Regions from separate parts of the Mus musculus genome. Here all the other regions are linked to region 3. The links are chromatin loops, found by intact Hi-C in ENCODE. Cell type or tissue: heart. All regions are shown on one strand.

Region 1 (8,000 bases), 63 kb before region 3:
AACGTATAAGATACAAAGAAAGTGGGGTTAAGGGGAAAATTAATTCCTGAAAATGCTTGTATTAAAACATCCCAAATCATTTACTTAACCTCCACCTAAAGACAATGTAAGCATAGGAAGCGGTGCATGTTTGTAATCTCAGAACTTCTGAGGACCTGTGCTACACAGCCAGGCTTGGTCTTTAAAATAAATTTAAAATGTCCTTAAACTTAAAAAACAAAACAAAACAAAACAAAACAAAACCAACAACAACAAACAGAACTGTAAACCAGGCCTTGTGCACACACCTGTCAATTTGGGTAGAGACAAGAGGATGAGAAGTTCAAAGTCACCCTTGGTTACATATCACATTTATTATCAGCCTGGGCTTTTCAAATAATTAGCTGTTGACACAAGATGAGGAAAAACACTGAATCAATTGAGAATTAGTATTAAGAAGTTGAGGCTTAAATGCAGCTTTAACTGAATTGGATCCTGTATAAAAACAAGGCAATTTTCAGGAGCATTACCTAAAGAGGTACTGACTGCAGGCCTCAGAACTACATTTACTAAATTTAACTGTGCTGTGATTCTGAATGGAAACACTCCTATCCATAGGGTACAGAGTCCAGGAGTATACACCACATTCACAAGACTATAAAATGGGCAAAAACTTAAATATGCATAGAATTAAGTTGTAAATTATTTGTCAATATTGTAGGAGAAACATTTTTACACTCCTTTAAGACAGCTGCTCACAGGTAGCAGGGAATTCAGTTTTTGCTCCTTTTACAGAAAACTTACAGGTCTATCCTCTAACATATAAGAGATTTAAGCTAAATGAATAAGGAATTTTGCTAACATAAACCCTTAAAAGTGTCATGAGAACTTTCCTGTTATGTAGCCCAGGCCAGCCCTGAATGCCCCACCTCAGCCTCTCAGGACAACTCTTATTTTAATGATAGAATTTTATTGTTTCTTGTTCATCTTTACCCACTATTAGTTACATGCACAAATGTGAATTATCTTTTTAGTCTCTAAAAACAAAAGGGCTATAGAGGTTGGGCATCCCTTATATAATGTGTCCAATTTTTTCATATATTGTATGTGTGGTTTTAGAATATTTACATATACATAATTAGAAGGGAATCCAATATAAATATGAAATCCATATATACCTATATATATGCCAGATAATTTTCTATAATTTAAAAATAATTTTTCACTTGTGAACTTATGAAATTACTTTCCACAAATTTAGGGTGCTCAATTTGATTTTTGCTTGGCATATTCTAAATGAACTGTTAAACTTTAAATTTTCCTTAACATTTAAAATAGCTTTACATATTCCTCCCATTGTCTCAAATACTTCTATACTGTTCATGCTTATTAAAAGGCTTAGATTTTGCATTAACAAGCTAGCATAATGCTTACCTTACATCAAACTGTACTACCAACATACATCCAGGACCCCCTGATCTTAAGAGTGGAACACAATGCCGGTAAACAACCACATTAATAGCAAGCTTCATCAATACATAATTATCCTATTATGGTGATCACAATGCCAACTCTATTAATAATCCTGTACTGACTGTTGACTTCTGGTCCTTCCTTCCTTTTCTGAACAGAGAAGATCAATGTGAGCCTTTAAGGTTTTTGTAGCTACTATTCCCTCCTTGACTTTATGAACCAGCAATACCGGGTCATAGGCGATCCCACATCACCGTCTAGAATTGTGCAGAAACACACTACCCTGCCTTTCTGTATCCATACTTGGACATAATCCTGCCTTTGTATGTAATTACTGTCATGACCATTGCTAGACCTGCTTTCTCAACTAATCATGAGTATCTTTACCACTAACAGTTTCCAAACTTTAGCACTGTACCTCCCTGCCCCCCAAATCACAGCTTACCCTTGTCAGGTGCTTATCAATAGCCCTCAATGCTTTGCTACTACTTGGCTAGCTATTGTTCATATTACTCTAAGTAATCCTTGTTTAACCCTATGATGGTGGAATTACTAAATCCATTTAAAAGATGAACAAACACACAGGTAGGTTGAATACTCTTAATTTTTAAGAATTACTTGACCAGAATAAACAAATACTCTTGGCTTTTAACCTAACCCTTTTTTTAACCCCTTTTAAGACAGGGTACATACATATATGTATGTGTGTGTATGTCTCCATCCCTAGCTGTCCAGAAAGTTTCTAGGTTTACCAGGCTGCTGTTCAAACACTCAATGGCTCTTCACTGACAAAGTGAAACGTAAGTATTTTACTTTGCTATTCTAAGACCTTCAGTTGATCCATTTACCTCGTTGATCTATTTACCTCACACTTTCCACGAATTTACTACACAATGTTCAACTTCTGCCTAAATGACCTGCGGTGGAGCAGGCTAACTCTGCAGAGAGCATTTAGCTCTTGCAAAATTCGGCATTTTTCTGTCCTTTATGATGCAACTCAGTTCCCTCACCTCTCTAGTTTCCTCCACCGGCCCAAGCCCTAGACGACGTTACACTCCCGCGCGCGGTGTGTGGGTGGCGGGGGGGGGGGGGGGTAGGGCAGAGGAAGATAACTATTGGCTTGACATTCACAATACTCTGCCCGGTAAATTATGTTCGGTGGTCACGAGGGATCGGTGGCTTCTGTGGGTGGGGGTGTGTCACCTTCTTTATTAGCACTGGCTCGCGGAGCCTGGAACTGGCACCCCAGTCGGTGACGGGCTGTGGCTACAAGTTACTTGGGGACCAAAAAAAAAAAAAAAAAAGAAAAAAAGGCCGGGCTCAAAGGAAACCCACGCAGCGCTGCCAGAGACGGCGAGGGGGTCCCCGAGGTGCCCAGGAAAGGTTCGCCGAGGGGACCGGTCCTCGGGGGAGCGGCGCGCGCCCCCGCGAGCTCCCACTCCAGCGGCGCGCACGGCGACCGCGCCGCGCCCCCGCCCTCACCTTCTTCTTCTCCTCCTCTTCCTCCTCCTCCTCCTCCCCGGCAGAGCTGTAGGCCTCACAGTGGTGACGCGGGGTCATCCGGGGGCCCGTTACCACCTCATGATCCTCGGCGCGCGGCAGCGGGGCGCGCGGGACCAGGGCCGGGCCGTCTGAGGAGGGAGAAGAGGGCAAACCGGGCCGGCGGGCGCGGGTACTCGGGCGGGACGCACGGCTGCGGCCGAGGGGTCACTCAGCGAACTAGTTCCATGATGACCCTGGGCCCGAGGCCGCCGCCGCCGGTCCCGCTCCTCCGACCGCCGCCGCTGGTGCCCGGGTGAGGAGGGGGCGCCCTCTCGCCATAGGGCGGCGGGGGCCGGGGAGAGGCGCGGGGTGAGGCCGGCTCTGCCCCTGCCCGAGGGAAACGCCTCCGAGGGGAAATGGTGGAAGGGGGGAAGGGGAAAAAAGAAAAGAAAAGGAAGGGGAAAGGGGGAGAAAATAAGAAAAAGCGAGACAGAGGCGCTGGCGCGTCCGCTCGCGGGGGAAGGCTGGGGAGGGAGGAGCGTACGAAAAAGCGCCGGCCGCCTAGCCCCGCCCTCGCGGACTGATTTCGGCCGCGCGTGTCTGTAAACAACGCCAGTGTTCTCGTCTCTTCCTGGCCACCTCCGGTGTCCCACGGACGCATAGGAGAGTTTGAACAAAGACGAACTTCCGTGTCTTATGGACGCACAGGAGAGTTTGAACAAAGACGAGCTTCCGGAGACGACCTGGGGAAGGCGCTGGGACTGGGATGAAAAGGGAAAGTGCATTTTGTGTGCACAAAGAGAAGGAAAGGTGCGCGGACTCTTTTTCCTCGGGCGCGCGGAAGAACCCCCGCCGCCTGTTCGGTGACGTAAGAGGCTTGTTAGCCGAGGAGGCGTGCAGTGGCCGGAGAGTGTGCTGCGCATGCGCCTCTGGAAAGAAAGGAGCCTAGCCTCAGGGAAGGGTTTCTGGGTGAGCGCCTGCGCCCAACCTAGAGTCTCCCAGTGTTTCCCAGCCCAACTTGTCCTTAGCCCTCCTGAACGAATTTATTAGACGTGGATGGAGATCTTTTGTGTAAAGATCACATTCTTTGTTGACCTTACGCAAAATTATGTTGTCCCGTTCCTATTAGTGAGTAAGGACATGCATCTTTTTAACCATCCTGTGGGTGATGGGAGACTGAAGCACTTTAGAATTAAGAAAATTAAGGGGATCATATCCTGCGTGCTTAAGGCTACTTGTAAAAACAGTGGATTAGACTACTGACGGCTTGGCTGTGCGCCAATGGAATTCTAGTCATGAGCCAGTATGTCTAGTATTTCAGGGTCCTGTTTATCACTAACTAGGTCCTTAACGAATGTGAACTAAATGTGTTTTATTTACTTGAGTACTTTTTACTCCAGTTGGTAAATTTTGCAAATCTTACAATGGTTCTACTTATGAAAAGAATGCAGATAGCTTTGGGAAGAAGGGGAGACCTGGAACTTAACCATTTACCTAGTCAAGCATTCATTTTACATCACTGGAAAAAAACAAAAACAAAAACAAAAAAAAAACCCGATCAGGTTTTTACAGAACTGGAATTAGCTTGAAAACAAAAGGCTCCTGTCTTCAAGGAGTTTGCAACTCAGGCACAGAGATACCCATTGATCACTGTATGAAATTACCCAAAAGACTGTTTTACTCTATAGCCATCCCCTCCCCATATGAACTCATGGATGGCCTGGATCTTGTATAGTTTGTTTTATACTGCATTTCTGTATGTGAAAGGCTCTCAGTATTTGATTTCTGACCTCATAAACAAGTGTCAGTAGCAGAAGGATTAAGATGGAAAATTTCAGACCAGTGTGGAAACGCCTTTAACCTGCTCTGGGCTCTCAGTAAAGGTTTCTCTGAGGAAGTGACATTTAAGATGAGTCTTGAAACCACTGGGCAAAGAAAAATATAGGCACAGGAAGCAACATATGGAAAGCACTGAAGCTTACATTGCCTCTGAGACTCAAGGGGCAGAAAGCTGAGGTCAGAGAGGATTCTATAGGGCACAGCGGGGCTCAGGAAGCACTGGAGGGTTTTAAGTAGGTTCTACGTGTGCCTGCATTTCCCACCCCCATCTAGTCTTTTTCTGTATTGTTACACGTTCTTTTTTTTTTTTTTAATATGACCAACATTTTTTTTTCCTGGATAAAAGTCTCAAGAGTATGGCCTTTCTGCATAACTTATCGTGGCACAACTATTGTGACACCGTGGAATCGTTTCTGCCTCTCATTTCTTCAAGGAAGACTGGGTAAGAGTGTAGCACAGCAGTAGTGGCCGTGTGTATGTGTGTGTGTGTGTGAATTCATATATATGGGAGCTGGATAGATGATTCATTAGTTAAGGGCAAGTACAAGACCCAAGTTACAGTGGCTCACAGTGATTCACTCCTAGTCATCTGATCCCCTCTTCTGAACTCCATCGGGACCTGCAGTACGCAGGTGCATAGCTCCCATGCACATATATACACATAATTAAAAATAAAATATGCATTCTTAAAAAGAAGTTCTATGTGGATGGTCACAGAAGCATTGTTCATAAGAGGTAAAAGATAAAGCAACAGAAAGTGGTTTCTCAGCTGCCTGGTGTTACGTGTATATCTCCATATCTTACCGTGGATTAAATGGCCACTAGCATTCATGAACTTCAAAAAAAAAGTTTATAATTAAGTGAGAGCTCTTAAATACTCCTGGTTATGTTTCATTGGCTTAACTCTTATATCAAACAACTTGGCAAAATAGTCATCAAAAGCCATAAGAATGTAAGTCCTGCTGGATGCAGAAATAACCTCAAAGGAGGTTACGCATGGAGATACTAGATGACTCTTTTCCCATTTTTCCCAGTAGCAGCTTTATTGACACGTAAACTATCCATTTAAAGCATGTGGTTCACCTCGCTGAGCACTCATCATCACAATCCATTTCAGAACATTTTCATCACCTTGAAAATAAACCTAGCATCCTTCCCGAATCACCTGCCAGTGCTGTGCCCACCCCAGCCCAAAGCCATGTGAGTTCCTTCCTCCGTAGACCTGTGTATTTGGGACATTCCCTGAAATAGGCCTTCTGTGATGGTGTGTCTTCTAGAAACCAGTGTCAGTTGTCTAAAGAAAAATATATTCTTCACTATTTTAAAAAAATTTAACCTTTTATTTTATGTGAATGGGTGTTCTGTTCTACAGCATGTGTTGTCTAGACATCCTGCATGTGTTTGGATCCCTGGTATTTATGCACTGTTGGGAGCTGCCATGCGGGTGCTGGGAATTGAACCCAGGTCATCTGGAAGAGCATCCAGAGCTCTCAACCCCCGAACCATCTCTCAACCCACCACCACTCATTCGTTAAACATTGGTTCGGGATCTTTTCTTGCTTGATAACTGTATTTTACATGAAGCACTGTTGCACAGTAGAAAGTTATAAAGTCCCCTGAGAAAAGAAGTCTTATAAAGACAAATGTATTGATTAGGAATGGCTCCCAAATAATAAGTTTTTAGAGTACCCTTCTACATGGACTTTGAGACTATGGCTCATGATGTAGTAGTTGTGGCAATAAGCGCATCATTTTTTTTTTTTAAATCCTGAAATCACTCTATACAGTAGGTATTTTTGCTGCCCCTGTGCAGTGGAAGACAGTAGATGTCTAAGGTTGACCACACAGAAAGACACAGCTAGGACTCAACCCCAGCTTGACCTACTCCACACTTGCCTGTACTTTCAGGGACCACTTTGGACTTGTCCCTGTGGATATTTCTGGCTTTGTTAAATTATAGAATAAAAACACTATATTTTTGGTTTGCCTTTAATCTTTTTTTTTTTTCCCATTCTAGTGAGTAGTTTTTACTTTGGTTTCTAAAGTGTTTTGCCTTGTTTTGGAGAAGGGATAATTAAAATTCTTGTTAGACATGCTAGGCATGTTGGCACATGCCTTTGGTCCCAGCACTTGAGGGGCAAAGGCAAGTGAATCTCTGAGTGTTTGAGGCTAGCCTGGTCTACATAGTGAGTTCCAGGCTTTGTGGTTGAGAGTGCTGGGTGCTTTTCCAGAGGACTTATGTTCAATTTGCACTACCTACACTGTGGCTAATGACCACCAGTAACTCCAGTTCCAAGGGATTCAGTGTTCTCTTCTGGCTTCTGGGAGCATCACACACACACACACACACACACACACAGGTCAAACACTTGTGAAACAACACAAATTAATCAAATTAATATACACTGGTTTGATATACTTAATTTTTTCAAGAAATATAGAAATGCTGTGTTCACATTTTTATATGTAAAGAAGATAAGCCTATTAATCTTTTTTATATTAGAATACATCCTTTTTTCTTTTATTGAAAAATATTTTTCTCATATAATATATCCTAGTTACAGTTTCCTCTCCCTCTCCTCCTCCCAGTTCCTCCACACTCGCCCTCCTTTCTCCATCCATCTTCTTTCTGTCTCTCATTAGAAAACAAACTGGCTTCTAAGAGATAACAATAAAAGATGATACAACAAAAACTAACATATTCAAATAGCATAAAACAGAAGAGAAAGAGCCCAAGAAAGGCACAAGGAACAGATCCAGATGCAGAGACCAACTCTTTTGCACACTCAGGAATCCCATAAAAACACTAAACTAGAAGCCATGATATAAACACACACACACAGGACCTGTAGGGTACTCTAGTGAGAGACAGAGACAGAGAGAGAATATGAATATAAAATAATACATTTTAAAGATTAAAAAAAAAAAGCCTTGACACAACATTACAAGACAAGGAACCTCTAAGCCAGCAGTTCTCAACCCTCCTAATGCTGCGACCCCTTAATACAGTTGCTCATGTTGTGATGACACCCAACCATAAAATTATTCTCCCCTCCTCCCAAAGGGGTCCTGACCTATAATTTAGGAATACTACTCTAAGCCATTTTAGTTCATTTTCTGCATGTGACCTACCCTTAAAAGTAGTTTGTTTCCCCACTGAGATTCTCTTGGGAAAAAACTAAATTTTCTTTTCTTTCTTTCTTTCTTTTTTTTTTCTTTTTTTTTTT
Region 2 (8,000 bases), 90 kb before region 3:
GTGTGGGATTAAAAAAAAAATGCTATTGCATGCACAGAGGTGGCTGCAGTTCTCCCTCCGGAATGTCCTATTGATACGGTGTTTTTATTTTTCAGCTGACCATCTGCCTCTTGAGAGAAAGAAGTGGGCATCCTACCTTTAAATTCAGGAACCATTTTTTTTTTTATTTGACTCTGTTACCTGCATCCCTTACCGAAGTTGTTTGGGGAGGGGGTTCTGCTCGTTTTGGGGGTGGGGAATTCCAACTAGCCACTCCTGCATTTTGTATTTGTTATTCAAACTTTTGGTATCAAAAATCATGGCAATCCTAAGTTCACTTCAGGGGAGAATTCTGTTTAATATGTTCTTCTCTTAGATGCAATTTTAAAGTGCCCCTTTTTGTTACTAGAGTTTTGATCTACAAGTCTTAACTATGTTTGAATTGTGCCAGTGTTGGGTAAATGACTTTTCTGCCTTTGGGGCTCAATTTATATTTAAAGATAACTTAAAATCCTGTCTGGCCCATCCCTGCCTTTGAATTTGTTGTGAAGCTGTGCTTTACCTCCTATCCATTTTTTCTTTTCTTTTTTAAACCACGAAATGAACACCAAACTGTACACACCTTTCCCAGGTCACTGCTGTGTTAACAAAGGTTCAGTTCATATCTTCTCAGAGGGACTCACAGGGCTTTCTCCACAGTATCTGCAAAAGGCCTGCTAGGAATCAAAGCATTTACATCAGAAAACTTAGAACCCACCCACATGTAGAAACACTTGTGCCAGTTGAGTTAGCTTATGTTTTCCAATGCTGACCGGGGTCTAGGCTGAGTCAGGACACTTAAAATAATATTCACCTGTCAGACAAAAGACACCTGCCAGATCCCTATCAATCTAATCCAACTATCCAAATTCCCATCAGCAAAGAATGGTTGAAGTTCCCTTCTAAATTCGCTACTGTCTACAGCGTTGTTTGCATCTTAAAATACTTTCATCTCCATGGGAGGTGCGAGTTGCATTTGGTCAGAAGCCTTTGGGGCGGTGCCCTCTGTGAGAAAGGTGCAGTGCTTCTGTCGGCCAGTGAAGACACAGTAGTTCTTATTCTCGGGAAGAGGTCCCTTAGAGCAACCGGATGAGTTTGTTAGCAAGCAGCTTGTTACTAGAAAGTATTTCTAAGTGTAAGTAAAGGCAGTTTCACTGGAGCTACTAAGCTGCCCAAATGCCCCTTCACCGTACGCAGTGGCAGAAACTCAGTGCTGTGACTAATGGACGGGGCGTGGGTACCAACTCTGATGCCAGCATATAGCGGTGCTATGTTAAACATGAGGTCATGTTGAAACCACTAAGTATAATTTACTTCATTTTTAACTTAAAATCATTTAATATCAATTTTATACTATCATTTCACTTGTTTCAAAATGCATTTTGTTTCAGGTGATAGTTGAGCAATGTTTAAAAATCAGGTCAGGTGCAGGATTTTGCCTAAGGAGAGTGTGTAGTTTCATTGCTCTTCTTCTCTTCATACTAAGATCGAGATGAGAAGTGAGGGGGTTCCAAGCAAGCTAGCTTCCATTCAGTGACCATAGAGAACCTTGCTGTGGACATCACTGGCCAAGTATCTTGTGTCCTGTCTCCTAAGACTGACTGCCATTGATTTGGCATTTTGCTTCACATGACTCCTTTTCTCAGATGTTGACAAAGCCGTGGTCCTCAGGGCCTCCTGTGGAATTGTGCCGAGGACCATCACCAGGAATAAGAAGTGCACTGGCTTACGCTCATCTACACTGTGGGAAAGACTTGAGCCACAGAACCTGTTTCTGCAGGCAATAGCCTTTTTATTTTTCCCCCCAAACTTTAAAAAAATTACTGAGTTTCAAATACTTGCCTATCCAAGTATAGTCTAGCTGTCTATTTGAGACCAGCATAATCCATTATGAAAGAGAAAGACATCCTGGATTAGTGTATGCTAAGATGGGTAATTTAAAAAGTTAAAAAACAACCCCCCACCCCCAGCCCAAACCAAAGCCCATGTGTCATTATGTTTGACCAAACATTTCACCATCAATGGTACCTTATCATTAACTTTCTTAGTTGGTTTTTTGTTCACCATTGGAAATGACTGCAGGATAGATGTTTCTGGACATCTAAGAAATACACAATTGTGACCGTGTTTAATGATCTACCTACACAAAGCTTTGCAGATAGCCATCCTTCTGCCATGGAGACCAACAGGGCACTGTCTCTTCAAAGATCCTGTGCTTGAATGCCTATAGTGATACCTAGGCCTTATGTCTCTTCACGTCAGTAGCTAGCAAGCACCTATCAATACCCACACTAGTGAAAGGGATAGATGTATGGTCATTGGAGCCTAAGTGCCCACTCCCTCCCTCTCCAACCTCACTGGTAACTCTGTATGCGATCTGCTGGATGTCTGCCGCACATCACAGGAGATGCAGAAATTCCATGTCTGTTTCACTGTTGGTGGAGTCATTCAGTCTGTCTTGGGAACTTAAGATTGTGGCTCCCAAATGAGTGGAACAGAGGATATTACCATGAGCTTGTCCCTTTCTCACAAAGCACAACTTAATGTATGAGAGGAATTGAGTAACATTCCATTAAAAGCTGGGCTTCTCGCAGTTTCTCTGCAGCAGGGACAGCATTCCCAGCTGTCTGCAGTACTTCCCCTTTCCCCCTTTCTAGTACTTTATTCTGTGCCACGTGGCCATGAGCATTAGTCACACAGGGGCACACTCTTACCTGTATTTGCCCTCTGTCCCTCCTGAGCATACCAAGTGTGGAACAAAGGGAAACGGTGCTGTCTCATACTCAACTATCGAAGATGAATCCTATTCTGAACACCAACAGGGCCCCATCCTCCCACAAGCTTGTCTCAATGGCTGTTTGCTACTGGTTTTCATTCTGGAGTGTCCTCTCAAAGCGAGCTGTTCCCACGAAATGAACAGCAGGTTTGCTGTGCAGAGAGGCGTTAGCTTTTTCCTTCTGTGGGCTACATGTATTAGCAGGCTGAACAGTCTGGCAGTTGATGGGCTATGAAGGTTATACTGAGTCAAGATAAGAGTTGTTCTTTTTACCCTTAACCCCAAAGCTTCTACAGCAATAAAACATTCTTGGATACCTTGGAGAAAGAGTAACAGAGCTTGCTGCTCAGTGGTGGCGCACACCTTTAATCCCAGCTCTTGGGAGGCAGAGGCAGGCGGATTTCTGAGTTCGAGGCCAGCCTGGTATACAAAGTGAGTTCCAGGACAGCCAGGGCTACACAGAGAAACCCTGTCTCGAAAAAACAAAACAACAAAAGAGTAGCAGAGCTGGCCCAAGCAGTTATCCTTGCCCTACTCCTCCATCGGTATATCCAAAAGGCCACAAAACCACATCTAACTGGAATAGAAAATTTCCAGTCTAACTCCTTAATGACATTTGTGTTACATGTGTGCACTTCATCTCTCACGTCCTAATGGCTGGTTAAGTCCAACTCAGACCAACAGCAGAAAATTCTGGGCTAGGGCCACCTTCACACCCTTTCGGTTCTATTTATTTCTAGCCTCTTTTGTGGGACTATGTACAACTCACTCCGCATGGATATAGATACACACATGGTTCTGGGTTATTTGCCTGAGGCGCTCCTTGCTAACTTCTTCAGGCTCACAAGCTTGCCCCACCTATACCTTAAGTTGCATACAACTGTAAGTACAAAGGCCAGTGAGATGGCTCAGTGAGTATTCTGGGAGACCTGACTGCTAGCTTGAGACCCCAGTGATGGAAGGAGTTGTCCTTTGACCTCCATCCACACAAGCACCTCAGTACACACACACACCACAAAATGGAGTAAAATTGTAACCACAAAGCACACAGATGTATCTGCTTAGTACCAGTCAACCCAGACAGCTCAGTTTCACCATGAGGCTGAAAAGATGTTTTTTTTCCCCCACCCCCTGAAAACACCACCAGAAAACCAAAGCACTATTTAGTAATGGGTACAGAAGACCTCATTAACATAGTTTAAAGGTTCAAGAACTTAGGAGCTTTCAGAAGTTGCGAGATGACTTTGATCTGAGGATATTTACCCCTCAGGATGCTGGTGAGAACATTTGGCACAGTTCCTTTCCTTTCTCCTGAAAAGCACGCAGAAGGAACGTCAACATCTTAACCACCATTTTCTTCTAGAGGTTGGGATGTTTTTGGGCAGGCAAGCAGTAAAGTGTTTAGCCTATAGGTTCTCATCAGCTTCCTCAGCCAACCATGGTGTCAGGAGCACTCTAACAAAACCTGACTCTTTCAGTAGGGGATATGGACGACTCAGCCCCAGTTCCCCTTCCTCTGGTAGAGAAAGCATCTTGTTTGCCAATAACCAACTTGCCCAGCTTTCAGAGGATGGAGAGTTTCTCATCTCACTTGTGAATATATCATAGTCCTGTTTTGCTTTTGGTGGATTAGTTACTAAGCCCATCCTTTGAACTTTCTGGAGAGCCCAAGAATGATGCACCTTTTAACCACCAGGAGGCAACAATTACCCCAAGGAACTAAGTGAGCATCAGGAATATTCTTAATGCAGGAATACTCTTCATCGAGGCTCTACAGTGTTCAGTGTTTGCTATTTCAGTCTCAGGCTGGTTTTGAAAAATGCCGAGGGCTCTGGATATTTACTAGATTTAGCTGAAAGGACAGCAGCTATTAAGTATTAATTACCACTGACCCAAATCAAAAGAACAACCCAAACATACTCTGCTCTAAAGTTTGTTATTTTTATTCATGTAGGTGCCTTGCTTGCATGTATGTATAGGCCCAGTAAAGCGATGGTACTATGGTTTCTGGAATTGGAATCACAGTTGGTTGTGAACCACCATGTGGGTGCTGGGATTTGAACCTGGGTCATCCAGCCTCACTCTAGAGGTCTCACTACTGCCCAGACTTCCTGGGCTAAAGCAGTCTTCTTGTCTTAGTCTCTTTAGTAGCTAGGACCACAGATGCATGCCAGCACCAGTTCACCATCAGCATTAAGGAACCTCAAGATGGAGCAGCTAAAGTCCTGTTGTCTCCAACTTCTGCAGTCTGGATCGTCTGTATTATAGATCAGATGTGCATCTAAGTGCATGTGTAGGTTTGTGTGTGTGTGGTGTCCCATTCATATCACACACATTATGAACACATTGAACTGTGAACCCAAAGCTCCCATAATTAATGTCAAGAAAGATAATGAGGACGTGTGATTTTTATAAAAATACATACCTGTGTGAGGCCAATCCTTTGCATACAACCCTTTGTTCATGGCTCTCCCAAACCCCATCCTTGCACACTTAATGCTTACTCCAATTGGATTTTCAAGGTCATAGAAATTTAGCAGTTAAAGTCTTCTACAACTTTCTAAATGTTAGTGATCTGAAAATACTCTTGCTGTTAAACTTAAAAATCAATGAGCTAAGAATAAAATTCCTTATCTGTAAGCTGGAGCCTGCCCTCCCTCATAAGCAATCCCAGTTGGTTGTAAGGTCTCTAGCCCACAGGAAGAAAATACTACAAATGTGAAACTTGCAGTCAACCCCCTCCATCTTTTTAAATTTTTTTTTTTTTTTTTTTTAAGATTCAACATGCATTCTTTTCTGTTTGTTTTTCGAAGTCCTGGCTGTCCTGGAACTCACTCTGTACTCAGAAATCCGCCTGCCTTTGCCTCCTGAGTGCTGGGATTAAAGGCGTGAGCCACCACTGTCCGGCTTCAACATGCATTCTGAATAAAAGCCCTAGAACAAGTAGGACTGTAGGAAACATATTCCAACATAATAAAGGTTATGTATGACAAACTCATGGCCAATATCCTAAATGAATAAAACCATTAATAAGCCCCATTAAAATCAGGAATGGGAGAGGACACCCAACACCCTGTCTAAGCTTGTGCTTAGGCTCCTTGCTGGTTTCCTTAGTTGAAAACAAAGTGTCCAAGAAGTCAGAAACCATACCTTCTCATCAGCAAAACAGACCAACAAAAACTCCTACACAAACCAACGTTAAGGACAACATTTTATTGCTACCAGAGGCTTTATCAGCAGTACATGGTTCTGACTGCAGTGCCTTCAGACTGCAAAGGGAGCTCAGGGTCCAGACATTGCTCAGAGAGAAACAAGGGAATAATTCCTTATCAAGAAAATCCTAATGGCATAATATGAAACTAGGGTAATGAATTAAATTATAAGTTACAGACTCAAATCAGGGCTGCCCCAGTATCTAGACAGTTGCTTCTACGGATTATAAATGAGCAAGAACAGATCAGTTACAAAAATCTACGTGTATATTACATACATGTTTCTTTGGTGAGCACCTGGATATATTAACCTTATCAGAAATTCTTTTATATAAATGTCAAAAATGCTTAAAATGTCCTAATTACGTGCCATTTTATTGAGCTTCAAGATAAACAAAAAAAGGACAATAATAATTTTAAACTAAAAACTGAAATGAGACACAAAAAAAGAGAACTTTTCCTACTGCCACTGATTCATGGGGATAGCTTCAAAGTGCCCTTTTCAAACTAACATACTTGAACTGTGGATTAAACATGGCTGCCACACAAAAATAATTTACTTACTGAATTACTTTAAAAGAAAAGGTGGGTGGTACTCAAGTGAAGTCAGAATACATAGATCAACAAGCACACAGCTTAGTTAAGTATTCAACCGAGGCAAGAAAAGGCAAGAGGAAAATAAGGACACTGGAACAAGGTTCCTAGCTGAGAGTTTGCAACTTTCCGCTAAACATTTTTTTTTGACATGGGGCAAACTTATTTAACAATGGTGGAACTGACATAGTACAAAGAACTTTTGCTTTACTTTTAAATATATTTTGGATCTTGAGTCTACAAATATAGCCTTTATATTAAATTACGTTGGATTGTAAGTAACCGCACGAAAGATTAAGAGTGGTTTTCTTTTTTTCCTGGCTCACTTCAGTCAGTCTGATAAAGCACATGCCTTCTCCACAGCCTTCCCTGGGTTTCTAGTCTCACCCCGAGTAGTCAGCCTTCGTGTGCACTGGAAGCTGACACCTGAAACTACATGACAGAAACAGGCTGCAAAGGTGGACAGGGGGAAGCATGGCCCTCTTGCCTTGATAAATCAGTGCCACATACAGAACCCACATTCTCAGGACCATTGTCCTCATTATAGAGCCGCTTGATCCCATCGTAGAAGTCATCCACCTCCATCTCCTCCACTTTCCGTTTAGCAGAGGTTTGCTTGCACCCACTGGCAGCGGGGAGATGCAGGTGGAAGGCTGCTGGACCTCGGACTGGCACTTCTGGCTTGCTGTTGTCCTTGGAGAAATCTGGGCCTGAGACAGAGGAGGGATGTAATTTGAATGCTCCTTTGTCACAGGTTACCAGGGTGTGCTTGAGGGGACGGTAGACATAAACGGAATTTAGAGGCAGGGCAGACTGCAGAGCAGAAAGGTGATATGCCACCAGCTCCCGACAGTGGATCAACTGGGAGCTGTCCATCTGGATCAAGGAAAGAAACAAAACCACACTGGTCAGTAACATGGCCCACTGTTCCCTTTACTGCCACTGGCCTCACCCTGGACCTTCTCTCCCTTCAGCTTGCTTTCCTCCGCCACACCCTCCACCCCACTGATTACTCTACCTACAGAGCCTTCTTCTGAAATACGTGCACATGCTTGCGCTTCCAACATACATCTGGTTTTGTGTGTGAGCACTCACATGAAGGCAGAACTTGTCTTTGTCCATTGCTTTATTAGCAATGTCTGCTTTCTTCTGTCTATGCCTCCTGTCTATAAGGCCAGTCCCTATTCTCTTGCCCTCTTCTAACTTCTCCGGTGAAGGCCAAAATCAAGAAAGGCACGGAGCAGCCATCAACTATTTAAGGAAGAGTCAAAAGCAACGGAAAACATTAAGCTAGGGATAATGGGGAAGCTTGTTTAGCTAATTTTTTATTTTATTTTAAGTATCATGTTACAAAACAATTGCAAATGTTAAGCAAGCATATTTTTGTAGAAAATAGTTAA
Region 3 (8,000 bases):
ACCGCAATGCCCCTGCCTTAGCCTTCCAAGTGCAGGGTTTGCAGCCGTCACACTTGGCTGGCTCTCTTCCTTTCTGTCTCATACAGTATGTTATTTATAAAATCTCCTGCCACATTCTTTTACACTTCCTCTTTCACATCACTTATTTTATAGCCCTGGCTCCTTTTCTACCTTTGGCCATTGGAACACAAAGCTCTCCCCAGTCTTCTTGTTCGGCTCCTAAACTTCTCTCATCAGTTGTTTCTTTCTCACCACTGACCCTGTTAGCTGGGCTTTTCCCCTGTTGCAAGATATGTCTGAACTTTAATCATAGCTCCATTCTCTCATCGAGTCGCCAATTGCTGTGCGAGTTTACAAGCATGGACTTTCATCCAGATGTACGTCACTAACGTAATAATTTAAATAATGCTTAAAAGATCAACCACACCTCGAATAAAATTATATAACCTGTAAATCATTTAAGTGGTATGCTAATATTTTATGTTCTAAAACCAAGAAGGCCACACCCCTCTGAAACTGGAATGCTAGCTAGCCCTTTGGTGTTCTCTTCCTCTGCTGCTCTGTGCTCCAAACAGATGTCTGAGTCTCTTTCCAGCTAATACACAAAGCCATCTATTTGAGTAACTCTTCAGCTGTTAAAGCGGTACTAGGTGCCCTCTAGTAGTTTATAAGCTCCAAAGTGACTCACAGAAAACACACCCAAGAGTAAAAAATTCATTTCGGAGAGGCTAGCTGTTTAGAATTCATGAAGGCTCTAAGTTACCGATTTGCATGTTTGTTAGGAGGCAGAGATCTGAGGGAATAGAAAGTAAAACAAACAAACAAAACCAAAACAATCTAGGGAATTTTCCTGCCTCCCGACAGATACTCCACTCCGTGTGAAAGTTAGCCCTGCCTAAGGCATCTAGTTGGTTTGGTTTTTGCTCTGCCTTAGGAGAGGTGTCAGCTTAATAACAACGTTAATTATAATAGACAATAAATGATAATTTATGGGCGATCAAGAACCAAGAGGCTGTGGGAGCCTTCATTAAAACCAAAAGCAAACAGTACAACCATAACCTCTAGAAGCACACTTATTAGATATCTATATACCCTCATCAATCTGCAGTTTTTATTGAAAGGTCCCTCCTTTGAACTTTTTATTATGGAAAAAAAATTTCAAGGCACACAAATGCACTCACAATTCTGTAATGCAGTCTCTACTACCCACCGCCCAACTTCAACAAGTCAGCTGTGTAACCAACTAGTTGAATTTAGCTTTTTTTCTTTCCTGAGTCAGATCGATTAAAAAAAAATTATCTCGGTAAGCATCTTGGAATGTTAAGAGCTTGACTGTTTATTGCAAAATACACCGGTGGTACAACTAAGAAGTTCAGGACGCCCTTCTGCACTCCTGGAAACGCTGTTACAGAGTTATGTGACCTCGGATTTTCGGGGTGTGACCAGAGGCGACAGCCTCGGGCCTCGCCTAGACTGAGCTAGAGTTCCTAGGCAGCTGTGGACCCCGGCACGTAACCGAGCACCACAAATGCCACCCACCCAAGCATGCGCAATCCAGACCCCAGAGTTGCTAAGGCCCCGGAAGAAGATAAGAGAGTCGGGATATATTGAGAGCCAATCAGAGGACGCAACAGCCAGTCGGCCAGCCAATCCAGATTCGAGATTAAATCAAGTCCTCAGCAGTCGGCTTGCCCCACCCTTGTCCAATCAGGGAGCCCGCTACTTTGGGCGGACTTTTCAAAACAGCGAAAACAAAACAAATCGGGGGACCTTTAAAAGGTGTGAGGCGTCCAGAAACTGTCTCCTTCCGCTCTCCGATCGGCTCGCTCATCTTTGCTCCCTTCCGGTTCCATTCTGAAATGAGGCTGGAATCCAGATTCCACTCCCTACCATAGATCCTGGCTCCGCAAGGCCAAGAGGAACAGAAGGGGCCAAGAGAGGCTGGGAACTGAGGCTCGGAGCAGGGACTCTTTTTCTCAGATCCACTGGGCGAGCGAGCGAGGATCCCTCCGCGCGCAGTCACGCGCCCCGCCCCTTGGGGGCGTCGCAGACTCAAAACAAAAACAAGGGGTTTGCTCAGCTCCGGAGGCTGCGGCGGAGCCGGGAGGAGGTGGCGGTGCAGGGCGGGCGCTGAGCCCCGCTGAGGAGCAAGATGCAGCCGGGGCTGTGAGGCCGGGCGGCGGCGGGGAGGTCGGATGCGGGTCTCGGGGTGCCGCTGAGGAGGCTGGTCCCTGAGCTCGGAGACGGGTCCGGACGCCCCCGCCGCGCCGGTCCGTGACGCCGGGGCCGACACGGTGAGTGGGCCTCCCGGGTGGCTCTGGGTTTGGTGGCTCCGGGTCTGGATCGCGGTTTGCTTTGATGGTGGAGTCCCCCAGCCGCAGCTGAGGGACTGACAGGGGCTCCAGGGTGTTCTGAGGCTATACGGTGGGTTGACAGCCCCGGGGCTTCGCACCGTTACTGAGCCCAAGTATTAGGCTACTGCTCGCTGCGGGCGTACTGGACTCCCCACTGTCTCCCCAGCATCCCCCAAGCTACTGGGCCGCCCTGTCTCGAGTTGCGGGGCTCGTCAAAGCTGCAGAAGCTGCGGGGGTAGCTTGGAGGTGGGCTCCGCGACGGGCTCCCGGGGCGGGGCTCCGAAGCCGCCTCCTTCCAGTTCTTTGTTCAGTCTCGAGACTCCCCCTCCCTTCTCTCCTATTGTGCAACGCCCCGCCCCAGAACCCGCTTCGGTGGCTTCAGTCTTCCGGTCCCCCGCTTTCCTCTAGGGCCTAGAGTCTAGTTAGAAGTCCCTGCTGTGCTGTCCAGGTGATGCGGACAGTAGGGGACATTACGCTTCTTGGACACTTTTCCTGTACGTCAAACGCTGTCGGCCACAGAGCTGATCAGAACTAGCCCTGGCCAGCGGAGGTGACCGAGATACTGCCCCCCCATGCCACGCCTCCATGTCTTTAGGGGAGGATTCCCCTGAGGCTGGCGGACGTGACCGATCCCCCCCTCACCCGGTTCTGGCTTGCGTGATCTGGGGCGCCCCTAGCTGGAGGGATCGCGGCCAGCTCCTTCTGCTCTCACACCCTACGTATCCGGATTATATTCTTAACCGGCCGCGGTGTATTTGCTGCAGATGAAGGATTTGGGGGCCAAGCACTTGGCAGGTGGCGAAGGGGTTCAGCTTTTCGGATTGTTGAACTTCTACCTGGAACAAGAACAGAGATACCAACCTCGGGAAAAAGGGCTGATCTTGATGGAGGCTACCCCGGAGGTAAATTTGAGAATTGATAGGACTTGGGGGAAGGTGGGAAGGTAACTTTTTGGTTTTCCTCGTACCAAATCAGTACCAAAGGCTAAAAAGTTAAATCCAAAATTGGCCTCACCGTACTAAGAAAAAACGTGAAACGTGAAAGGGTTCTGCTTTTGTTTTTAGTGAATGTGGAAGTTATACCAAGTGTACTGTAGAGGCGTTTCTTCTGGTGGTGGGAAATTCCTAGAGAATATTTCTAATAGGATCTTAGATTGTGTCAGAAAAACCTCATCAAGGAACCCACATTCTGCTGTAACTACCTTGGGTGGGGCAACACTTCACGTTATATTGAGTTGGCTAAAGTTCTGTATTGGATAAATTTTAAAAGTAGTGATTTATCTGAACGTAGTGTGATAGCTTTAGGAGGTCATGTGTACAATGGGGAAAACTAAAGGGAGAGTAGGTTTTGAACCACCTCTATTCCATTCTAAGAAAATAAACTTTGATTCTTGGTTTTTAATTTCAGAATGATAACACTTTGTGTTCAAGACTGAGAAATGCCAAAGTGGAAGATTTAAGAAGTTTAACTAACTTCTTTGGATCTGGCACTGAAACTTTCGTTCTGGCTGTCAATATTTTGGATAGATTCTTGGCCCTTATGAAGGTATTTAATTGCTTTTTATAAAATCCATATTATATTTTATATCTTTATTTTTTGTTAATTTTTATTTTATCTTTTGATACACGGTTTCTCTGTGTAGCTCTGACTGTTGTGGAACTAGTTCTATAGACTCGGCTGGCCTCCAACCTCAGAGTTCTGCTCGCTTCTGCCTCCCACTCCCAAGTGCTAGGGTCAAAAGTGTGTGTTTCCACTTCTGACAAATCAACATGTTTCCAATGGCCAGTGCCCAACACAGTCTCTAACACATACAGGGCTCAATATTTGTCAAATGAAATGTAATAAAGCCTCCTGATTATAAACTTATATTAGTCAAATTGTGATCATTCATACTAGAGAGACTGGAAAACTGTATTTCTGCGTCTTCAATAAGGTTTTGCTGTGCCTCTTAAACATGTCCTCTAGTAAGACATTACAGAGGCAGGCCACTATACTTTAAGTACTCTGTGCGTGCTTCCAGGGGTTCAGGGAGTCAAGAAGAATTAACTAAAATTCACTTTGTGAAAAATACTGTAATATCTGTTACAGGCTCATTTATAAAAGTGCCCAAACTGAGTGAGAGGAAAGAAGCTAGACTTTTTATAAAAATAAAATACTGTGTGTGGTGTGTGTGTGTGTGTGAGAGAGAGAGAGAGTGAGAGAGAGAGATTTTCATTAGTTATCCTGTTTCCCTTGGAGCCTTCGTGGTTTTAACACTGAAGCAGGACAAAGAAGTATAAAATTATGCTAACGTTGATCTGCTCCCTTCTCTGTAAGGCCCTTCAAAGCAGGCAGCCACCGTCTTATTAATAGTCAGCAGCAACCGTTAAAAACATGGAAATTCTCTGGCCAATAGGATCGCTGTCAGCTGCTGGGTCACTTTTTAGGGCCCTGAGAAGAAAAGGGCAGCCATTTGTCCGCAGCAGCAGCTGTACATATGTCCTCCACCCTGCAGGGTTCGTGGGGGTGCTTTTCCTGGGCAAGATTACATCACATAATGGTAGAGTTTCATACAAAAAGAGAAGATGCAGAATAGTTTCCCTTCATCCAGTCAGGAGAGTGTGTGTGGTATGTGTTCAGAGAGTTTTTTTTTTTTTTTTTTTTTTTGAGGGAAGATGTACTATTCTCAGTTTTACTAAGTCAGAAATACAAACTATATTTCAGTGCCAGAAAGCAAGCTTTTAAACCAGTTTTGGGATTTTTTTTAATTTGCATTTAAATTTAATAAATGCTTATATAGCCATTTTTTTTTCTTGTTAAAGAGTTTATGGTGGTCTGAAATGTAAAATGATTGTGGGTAAAGGTGAGTGCATCTAAGAGAAGCAACATGGCATTATTTCAAGCGTCGTTTGTTGCCAAATCAAAGTATGATTGGTTCCTCGTGTTCTGTTTTCTAGGTGAAACCGAAACACCTGTCCTGCATTGGCGTCTGCTGCTTTTTGCTGGCCGCCAGGCTGGCGGAAGAAGAAGGTGACGTTCCCCCCACGCACGATGTGATCCGCATCAGTCAGTGTAAATGCACAGCGTCTGACATTAAACGCATGGAGAAAATCATCTCAGAGAAACTGCACTATGAGCTGGAAGCTACCACTGCCTTAAACTTTTTGCACTTGTACCACGCGATTGTATTTTGTCACACTTCAGAAAGGTGAGTGGGGCTCAGCGGAGTCACCCCAGGCCTTCAGCGTGGCTGCCGCCAACAGATTGTTGTTTTAGTCTGTCCAGACTTTCGACTTGGATGTGAGTGCTTAGAAATGAAGGAACTGTTGTAAGGGTTCACCACAGCCCCCCTTGCTTTGTACAGGAAGGAGATTCTCAGCCTCGATAAACTCGAAGCGCAGCTGAAAGCTTGCAACTGCCGAGTTGTCTTCTCCAAAGCAAGAGTGAGTCTCTTTCTTGTTTACAGGTCTGTCTTACAAGATTCTATTTTGATTTTTTTCCCTAATGTTTGTTTATTTTTTTGTAGCCATCTGTATTAGCTCTGTGCCTTCTCAATTTGGAAATAGAAACGATAAAATCCGTGGAACTGCTGGAAATTCTCTTGCTTGTTAAAAAACATTTGAAGGTAAATATCTTTGTTTTTGTTTTTTTAAGCAATCGTCTTTTCTTGTGTTACCTTTTTTTTTCTTCCTTGTGGTGTCTTAATTACTCGATACAATCCTTCATGAAATTTTCAATGTCTTTGTTTATTTTTCTCTTGTAGGTCAGGTGTTAGAATTTTTTGACCCAGACAGTATTAGTCCAGAAGAAACTCTGACTTGGTCAGCTTCCTTCTGAATGCAGGTGCTCGTTCTGGGGACTCGTGCCCTATGTGCCCTATACAGGATAGCTGTCCTAGTCCTCAACTCTGCACTACAACATACTCTAAGTACACTCCTGGCTAGGCGTGCCCAAAGGCAGGAGAGCGGTGCATATCCCCAATGACTGTTCTTAGCTGTGGACCAGAAAGTATACTAGCTATACCAAGGTGATCGAGGAATCCCCTCATGTCTGTGTCTGTAGAGCTGAGTCATCGCAGTAGCACTACCAAAGGTCATTAGCAGTTTTTTTTTTAAAGCTCCTTAGGTGGGCTACTTCTGTAAGTTTTTGCAGTTGTGAAAACCAAAACCAAAAGCCCAGTGCTTTTCCTTGCTTAAACTAATAGTCTAGTTAAGGAAATGCAAAATTTAACATGAAACGGTATGCTTGTTATATTGTGACTTAGTGTTAGATAATGGTGAATATGAGAAGTAGTTTGGGATTATTAGCAAAGAAGTAGACAATCCAGGATGTGTGTGCTGACTGGGAGCCTGGACCATCATCTGTGAGAATGAAGGTTTGGACTGCAAGGGCTTATGCTAAGACATGGGTAGGCTAAGTAAGTTGGGGAAGTCATTTTTAGGTTGGACATGCAGGTTGAATATCCAGGCTGCAGTCACAAACAAGGTAAGTGTATCCAACTCAAAAGGTAGCTCTCTAGAAGCCAAGTATGTAGGTGAATAGGGAAACATGGATAGCCATTTCAATTCAGTACCCAGAATCCACAGTGAGAGAACTGACTTCATAAAGTTGTCTCCCTCCCCCCCATACACACACACACCCTAAAAACAATAGAGTTTGTCCTGAGTTTTGAAGAAAGGGCTAATGAGAATCAAAGGAGATCATTGAGGACATATGTAGGGACTGCTAGTTGCTGTGTTACAAAGAGCTAAATATGGCCAGCTTCAGTGGAATATAGAGGCCAGAATGGTTTGAAAGGATCCATTTTTAAGTCAGAGGTGATGGCATCACTCAGAAGACTGAGGTGGGAGGATTGTGAGCAGGAAGTCAGTGGAGTCCACACAGTGGGTGAATGCAAGGACTTCCGGGCTCAGTGAGCCTGTAAAACATGGACAGAAGCCTTGTGTTAGCTTCTGTCTGTCACAGCTTTCTCTCTCTCTGAACGTGAGCATGGCAGTAATACGTGAGACCATCTTCATGTCTGGTGGGATCAGTCCAGATAGCATTCTTTAGGTGGGGAGGACCTGCCTTTGGGAACTTCCTTGATAATGCTAACTTTAGTTTGTATCTTCTGTCATAATAAAAATGTGTACCATAAGCAATTGAAACTGTGATTTGTTTAAGAAACATTTATTACAGAAAGAAAACAATTTTTATAGCAGATGTTAAATTTCTTTTGTTCAGCACTACTAAACAGTGTACTTGGTTGGTGTTTTCTTAGAATAGGCAGATATTTTTTGTGGGTTTTTTCCTGTGTAAGTAATACTTGGAGTGTTATTTCAACCAGCAGTTCCCATGTTTTGACTGCACATTACAATTGACTGTAGGACTTTAGAGACACTTAGCAGCCAGGTCATATTCTCATCTGTTGAATCAGGGTACCTGGCACCAATGACCATGTGACTTTAAGGGGCAGCAAAGTGTGAGAACCACTGTTACAGCATCTTCATCTTCCTACGCAGCTCAGCGACACTGAATTCTTTTACTGGAGGGAACTGGTTTCTAAATGTCTAGCAGAGTATTCTTCGCCTCGCTGCTGCAAGCCTGATCTGAAGAAGCTGGTATGGATTGTTTCGCGACGCACTGCGCAGAACCTCCACAGCAGCTACTACAGTGTTCCTGAGCTGC

What was found. Peaks named below come from ENCODE experiments on the same cell type or tissue, not always from the same donor. Only the 100,000 strongest peaks of a DNase experiment are listed, where the experiment ranks them.
Region 1: it touches region 3 in a loop (7-fold over the local background); 28 of 42 quality-filtered maps call a loop at or near these places.
Region 2: a loop joins it to region 3, with 4 times the contacts of the local background. A loop is called at or near these places in 10 of 42 quality-filtered maps.

What each region holds. Positions count from the first base shown.
Region 1 is chr5:93,202,980-93,210,979 of GRCm38, forward strand. Ccni (cyclin I) reads right to left here and starts at 3,516. Exons shown (of 7, transcript NM_017367.3): 1 at 2,935-3,516. It overlaps 2010109A12Rik (RIKEN cDNA 2010109A12 gene), which reads left to right and starts at 3,539. Exons shown (of 3, transcript NM_029363.1): 1 at 3,539-3,744; 2 at 5,120-5,215. The coding sequence starts at 3,701. In heart, no CTCF peak of the experiment used is centred here; DNase peaks (open chromatin) are centred at 2,992, 3,522 and 3,832; H3K4me3 peaks cover 3,087 bases; H3K27ac peaks cover 3,280 bases.
Region 2 is chr5:93,175,945-93,183,944 of GRCm38, forward strand. Ccni (cyclin I) reads right to left here. Exons shown (of 7, transcript NM_017367.3): 7 at 5,989-7,476. The coding sequence ends at 7,033. It also overlaps a transcript of Septin11 not described here. Among named protein-coding and RNA genes, the nearest start is that of Ccni, 27 kb to the right of the region's middle. In heart, a CTCF peak has its summit at 4,484 (motif pointing right); no DNase peak of the experiment used is centred here.
Region 3 is chr5:93,265,504-93,273,503 of GRCm38, forward strand. Ccng2 (cyclin G2) reads left to right here and starts at 2,070. Exons shown (of 8, transcript NM_007635.4): 1 at 2,070-2,294; 2 at 3,119-3,256; 3 at 3,762-3,899; 4 at 5,291-5,541; 5 at 5,698-5,776; 6 at 5,860-5,958; 7 at 7,835-8,000. The coding sequence starts at 3,119. In heart, CTCF peaks have their summits at 2,015 and 3,045; DNase peaks (open chromatin) are centred at 1,638, 2,038, 2,608 and 3,008; H3K4me3 peaks cover 3,836 bases; H3K27ac peaks cover 3,323 bases.